2 separate regions of the Homo sapiens genome follow, and region 1 is linked to region 2. The links are chromatin contacts, found by Hi-C or POLR2A ChIA-PET in ENCODE. All regions are on one chromosome and are shown on one strand. Each heading gives the region's core, a stretch centred on a gene start or an enhancer-like site at or near the end of the contact. The rest is flanking DNA. Distances are from core to core; before and after follow the strand shown.

Region 1 (3,270 bases), core at 94-2,593, 34 kb after region 2:
GTGAGACCCACGCAGGGGTCCTTAGCCTCTGCTGTCCATTGAAATCACCTGAGGAGCTCAGGACTCACCTTCAGAGATTCTGATATAATTTGGCTGGGTTGCAGTCTGGGCATGGGACATTTTAAAAACTCCCCAGGTGATTCTAATGTGCAGCAAGGGTGAAGAACGCCTGGCATGGAGTGAGAGAAGAGAGTGGAAGCTGAAACCATAGGGAGCATCCACATTTAGCAGGTGGGTAGCAGAGAGTTGGAGAGGCTTTGATGACTTGATGTTTCATCCTGGCCAGTTTAGGTGAGGACTGTTTGGAGGCCTTTGGATTTGACCTTTGGAGATGAAACTGGAGAAAACAGCATAAGTGCAAGGGAGGATAATAAATATCTATTATACCTTACAATATTATTGTGAGGAGCAGCTGAGATAATTGTAGATATTATGCTTAGCAGTGTAAGCAGGCCTGTGGTAAGTGACCTGTTATTGGAATCTGCCTTTAGAGTGTCCTTGTAAGATAGTGGTTCTTAAAAGTGAAGGTGTACAAGAATTCCCCTAACTGCAGATTCTCTGGCTTTACCCAAGGAAATGCTGATGCATGAGCTCTAGGCAGGTCTGGAAACCCGAATTTCCTATACCCCCGCCCCCACTCCCTTCCATCTCACCCCAAGTGATTTGCATGGTGGGAGTCCTTGGACCACACATTAGGTCTAAATAGGTCAGCAGAGATTCTGCATAAATCTGGTCCCCAAATCCTGTTCTTCCTTAATGTGCACAGCTGTGCTCTCCAGCCTCGTGGGCACATCTCAGATATCTGGAGGGTGTTTGCATTACTGCAGGCCTAGGAATGATGCAGGAGGGTTTCAGAAGCGTAAAAGTTCTAGCAGCTTGAGAACATGTCAGCCAGTGTGGCTCCACGCCTGGGATCCAGTTGTTCCGTGAGCTTGGCCTGTGAGCGGGAACCCTTCAGCAGCATTGCCAGCGGATGTGGGGGAGCTCCTGAAAGGAAACTTTTGCTCCTGGGCAATCACAGGGAAACTGTATTCCCACAGTGAGTCTTGGGTGCTCTTGTCAGGGTTAAAGTCATTTGGGGTCAGAGCCTGTAATTATGTTTCACATTTTTTTTTTCTTTAAAAACATTCAGGAAGCATAATGAGCTGGTTGAGCTGTTGCACAGCAAGGGGAACTCAGGATCTGGGGAGAGGAGGAGAGAGACTGGGTGATGGCTCTGGAGCTGAGATGCCTTAAACCCAGAGAGAGCTGATCTCCCCCTTCTACCTGGAGGTGCCCCTGGGCAACTCATTTCTGGCAAATACTGCTGTCTCTGTTCTGATCTCAGCTGGTTCTCACCCTTTTAAAGCAGGGCTGGATGACTGGGCAGACCACAGCTGCTGCTGGTGTGATCCCAGGGTGTCACCACCAGGAAATTAGTGCTGCTTTCACTCTGCTATTTGCTTCTTAAGAAAATCTGTGGGTTGCTCTTCCAAAAATAAGGTTTTCTTGCATTTGTATCTGACTAGTGCACTGAAATGTTTGACACAGACTTTACCGTGGGCGACTTACCCAGCAGATCATCAGCCACACCACCCCTGCTGTGGACAATATGTCATTGTGGAGGCCAGGGCAGGCACTGGAGGCGAGTGCCTCAGCATCCGTAGGCTTCGGCATCCAGATGCTCCTGCTGCATCTGTGTCTGCTGGCCAGGACTTGCCACAATCTGCCGGCCTTCTGACCGAAGCTGCCCAGAGCTCAGTGTGCAAGGTCAGCAGACTACCATGCTGCCAGCTCTGTTTAGAGCAGCAAGATGGGTTTCTCTCTGGAAAGAAAGCCTGTTTCCTCTTACGTAGCCAGCATGCTTGTAATCGGTTCCCCAGCAGGGAAGCTCTGCTCCATTGCATAGGAAATTGGAGTGGAACTGATAGCTTTTGGCCTCTGTGTCTTTTGGGATATAACTTTGGCTTGCTTCTCATCTCCCCCACCTCTCCTGGCCAGCTTAACTTCATACCATACTGCAAGGAAAAGACACAGCCCAGTGGGGCTTGCTTGGGATTTTGTGCTTGAAACCGTACGTAATTTGTACATGAAGATGATCACCAGTTGAAGATAACTTAAATTTTGCTTGTTTTCCTAAGGAGTCTAATCCTTACTGCCCCTAAACTGAGTCTCTTTAAGAAAGACAATTTGTTTTTTGATGGTTAAGCAAGAAACTTGTAAAATGTCAAACTGGAGAAGGATGACTCATATCTCTTAATGTGCCGTCTCAATCAGCCATATTACTGAGCTCCCCAAATGGGCAGCATGGGGGTAGGCGATGGTAGGCAGAGACCATGGACGATGTTTTTTAAAAACAGCTTTTTTGAGATACAATTCACACGACACAATTTACCCATTTGCAGCATACAATTCAATGGCTTTTAGTATATGCACAGGATTTTGCATTCATCTTCACGATTAATATTAGCATATTTTCATCATTCCCCCAAAGCAATCCTGTAGTCCTTAGCTAATATCTGCCATTCTTTCCATCCCTACCTCTCATCCCTAGGCAACCACTTCCTTAGGATTTTTTTTTTTTTTTTTTTTTGAGATGGAGTCTTGCTCTGTTGTCCAGGCTGGAGTGCAGTGGCGCGATCTCGGCTCACTGCAAGCTCCGCCTCCCTCCTGAGTTCATGCCATTCTCTTGCCTCAGCCTCCCAAGTAGCTGGGTCTACAGGCGCCCACCACCATGCCCGGCTAATTTTTTGTATTTTTAGTAGAGACAGGGTTTCACTGTGTTAGCCAGGATGGTGTCGATCTCCTGATCTCGTGATCCGCCCACCTCGGCCTCCCAAAGTGCCGGGATTCCTTAGGATTTTTAACTCATGTCTCCAAGTGTGGCACTCTCCTATCTGCTTCGTCTCTTGATCTTGTGAAGCCACATACCCTTTTCCTTCAGTGCATCCAAACAATTTGCAGCTCCTCAGAATGCTGCAGTTCCAACACCAGGATGTTCCGACCTGGCACTGTTCTTGCTCTTCACACATTCTTGTCCTCTGACAGATTTACTAGTGCAACCTGACTAATGCACACTCACTGCCGAGGGGGCCTTTAGGCCTCTGGTTTCACACTTCTTTTGTCTTGTCTGTCCCTTGGTGTTGATCTTGCTTTAGAGAGAGTAATTGGAACGAGAGCGTGTTATTTCTGCTTGAGAATGGGTACCCCAAATCCAGTAGGTAGATGCATTCCTTCATTTCTACAGAGGAAAAAAATTGCCAGTACTATCCTGATTTGGCTGGTTGCACT
Region 2 (3,309 bases), core at 785-3,284:
CCCTTAAGGAGCTTATAGTCTAGTCAGGAATATAGAACATGACATGGGCAATGAGTTCAGTTGTCTTTTTTTTTTTGAGCTACAATGCCACATTTAATATTCTTTCCAGTGATGCCTTGGACTAAGCAGGTACTTTCAATTTAAGGCAATGGGTCACAGTGTAAGGAAGACTTGGGGACAGATAGGGACACACAGGTAAGTGATTGGTCATGTTGCACATTAGCCCTATTACTTAACCTCACTGAGCTTCAAGTTTCCCCTCTGTAAAATGGGAATAATAATACTGGCTTTGAAGGGCACTGTAAGGATTAAATGAGGTAATACGTGTCAAACATCTATCATCGTGCCTGGTTCACAGCAAGTGCTCATAACTGTTAACACAGCCAATAAAGGTGAGAAATAGTGAGGATGTCAGTAACAATAAGAAAGAGTAAAAACTGTAACAATGAGATGGGGGTAGAAATAAAATATAGGCTGATGAGAGAAAAGGGTTCAATCACTGAAGCTATTTTCTCTGCAAGTCACCCCTTAAAATGTGTATTCGGATGCAATTTCCAGCCTTTAAAAAAATACATAAAGAGTCAACTTTTTATTAAATTTGTATGTAAAGGGCAGATATAGCTGAATGGGAGCTGGTTTAAACTGAGCCCAAACTTTTTTCCTTTTTCTTTTTTCTCTTGTCCTTTCCTTCCCTGGGTCCAGAACAATAAGCTTTGTTTAGAGGAAGAGTATTTACCCAAGGCCTGTTTCCACTTAAGATATTTCAGCAGGACAGTGAATAACCTCTTACACTATTGAGAAATTTTCACTGTCTGGAATTACTGGAACAAAGATGTCATTATTAAAACAAACTTTTGACCTTCTATAGAACGGTCACTTTAGCTACAAGAGAATCATTCACAATGGCTTTATAAGAATGGAAGCTATGACATCATTATTATATACAACACTCTATCAAAGATCTTGATTGTGAGAATCAGTTAGAATTCTTTGGTGGCAAGCAACAGAACTAACTCTGGCTCACTTAGGCAAAAGAAACAATTTATTCCAAGGCTATCAGGGTTGCTTACAGATCTGAGGGAAAGGCTGAAAAACCAGGTTTCTGAGAGCACAAGAACCAGGGCAACAGCTTAGGAAGCAGAAACTAACAGATTTTTGGGGTCACCCGTACCAGATGAATCAACTTCATTTATTTTGTCTCTGCTTCAGCTCTCTCAGTATTTAATTTCCTGGGAGAGAAAATCTGGTTGGCCAAACTTGGGTCTTGGGCCCAGGGGGCAGCCAGAGGGCAGCAGAGCACCTTGATTGACAGTCCTACAAAGCCTTCCTCCAGTCAGTGAGGGGCAGGTAGTTCCTTGAGGAAACTGAGGCTTGGCCACCCAAAGTGGGACTAGATCATGGGAAGATATCAATACTTTCATACTACGCAAGCTTCTAGGGCAGAGATATCATGGAGGAATCATCACTTTACTTAAAGGGACAACTGAGGAACTGAATTAAAGTAGTTTGCCCAGGAGCCACAGGTAGTGGCAGAAAGGAAATGTTCTGACTCCTACCAGCCAAATGGGAATTTCCCTTATTCCATCCAGTTGGCTAAAGCAGTGGTTCAGAGACTTGGCAGTGCATCAGAATTACCTGTGGAGCTTGCTAAAAATAGAGAAGCTAGGTTTGGCATAGGGCTGGGGCATCTGTATTTTTAATAAGCTTCTTGTGTGATTCTGCTTACAACCAACTTGGAGGCCCACTACATCATCAAATTTCCATAGGATCTGATATAGGAAAAGAACATTGCAGAAATAAAAATGGGATAAGGTATGATACAGTTTGAATATTTGTCCCCACCAAATCTCATGTTGAAATGTGATCCCCCAATGTTGGAAGTAGGGCCTAGTGGGAAGTGTTTGGGTCACAGAGGCAAATCTCTCATGAATGGCTTGGTGCCCTCCTTGCCATAATGAGTGAGTTCTTACTCTATTAGTTCATGCGAGAGCTGGTTGTTTAAAAAGCCTGGCGCCTCTCCTCCATCTCGCCTGCTTCCTCTCTCACCATATGACTCATCTTCTCTCCTTTCACCTTCCTCCATGAGTAAAAGCTTCCTAAAGTCCTGACCAGAAACAAATGCTGGTGCCATGCTTTTTGTACAGCCTGCAGAACCATGAGCCAAATATACTTTTCTTTATAAAGTACCCAGTCTTGGGTATTCCTTTATAGCAATGCAAAATGGATGAATTTAGTAATTTTAGGGGAAAGGTTTGGGTTTGTTGACAACATTTTTTGAGGTCCAATTTGTGTTAGCTGATTTCATGGTTTGAGGTTTGAGGGAATGTGAGGACAGGGAGAGGTCTTTCCCTATTTGTGACAAGCCTGCACCAAGTGGATCAGGCAGGTTAGGCTGTTTCCTAGAAAGCATCTACCGTTGAGCATACTAAGCATTGAGCATATTAAGCATTGAGCAAGGAGCAAGGCTGGGACCCCTCTTGGGTAGTCCTGACTATCTACAGTATTAAAGGGGGAGGATCAGATTATACGGGTAGTGTACCCAAGTGCCAAGATCTAGAATACAAAAAAGGGTTGGGAAATAGGCCTGAGCTGGCACAAACAGGAAAAGATCTGTTACCTTTATCTTGTTTCCTCACAGCTGATGAAGACAGGCTAATGCTAAGTCTCTTAACCAACCTGGAGGATGGAGAAGATGGGAGAGTGCTATTCTTCTTCTAGGAAGCTGCATTCCTCAACTCTTTACCTGGGTACTCCTATCCACCCTTCAGGTCCTTGTTTAAATATTACCTCCTCAGAGAGGCCTTCCTAACACCCTCTTCCCCCAGCTCAATCTAAACTAGGGTCCTTGCTGTTCTTTCTGTGGTCATCTGGTCTTTCCCAGAGCCAGATTCATGGACATGCAATATGTACAGTCATTCTGCACTTAGAAGGACTCCATGCTTGGTTTAATGCTCTGCTGTCACCATCCTGAAGTTCTTAATACTTTTTGAACCAGGGGTCCTCCATTTTCATTTTTCACTGGGTTCTGCAGATTATATAGCTGGTCCTGTTCTTTCCCTTTCTTGAACTTAGCACCTTTAATTGCTATTAATTTAGGTGTTAATAGTCCTAACATCTAGCTCCATGCCTCCCACTGTCATACAGGCTTGATAAACGTTGCTTAACCTTTTCAAATTATGGTTATTTGACTACTTTTGATTTACAAAAAAGCATATTCATATGATTAAACCTAAACTATTCTGGATGAATGAATAGATGAATGAATGAATGATGGAAGGAAGAAAGATACTTTGGACAAGTGCATTGTTG

What was found. Hi-C counts contacts between places; a loop is a spot of excess contacts on that map. ChIA-PET counts read pairs that join two places held with the same protein, here RNA polymerase II (POLR2A). Pooled maps may share reads with other maps.
Region 1: a loop to region 2 is called in a pooled map, with 4 times the contacts of the local background. The contact joins two enhancer-like sites. A Hi-C loop is called at or near these places in 5 of 168 maps with a recorded cell type or tissue (CD4-positive, alpha-beta memory T cell, CD8-positive, alpha-beta T cell, MCF 10A and 2 more), 2 of 37 single-sample maps with no recorded cell type and 9 of 50 pooled maps. POLR2A ChIA-PET finds 5 or more read pairs at or near these places in 12 of 52 experiments (CD4-positive, alpha-beta T cell, CD8-positive, alpha-beta T cell, Caco-2 and 8 more).

What each region holds. Positions count from the first base shown.
Region 1 is chr5:142,782,373-142,785,642 of GRCh38, forward strand. The region is part of intron 1 of ARHGAP26 (Rho GTPase activating protein 26); the gene reads left to right. Among named protein-coding and RNA genes, the nearest start is that of ARHGAP26, 14 kb to the left of the region's middle. Within about 2 kb of position 1,344, at least 12 of the 41 ENCODE cell types and tissues checked have a DNase peak (open chromatin) inside an H3K27ac peak, as active enhancers do.
Region 2 is chr5:142,747,482-142,750,790 of GRCh38, forward strand. The region is part of intron 1 of LINC01844 (long intergenic non-protein coding RNA 1844); the gene reads left to right. Among named protein-coding and RNA genes, the nearest start is that of LINC01844, 3.5 kb to the left of the region's middle. Within about 2 kb of position 2,035, at least 3 of the 41 ENCODE cell types and tissues checked have a DNase peak (open chromatin) inside an H3K27ac peak, as active enhancers do.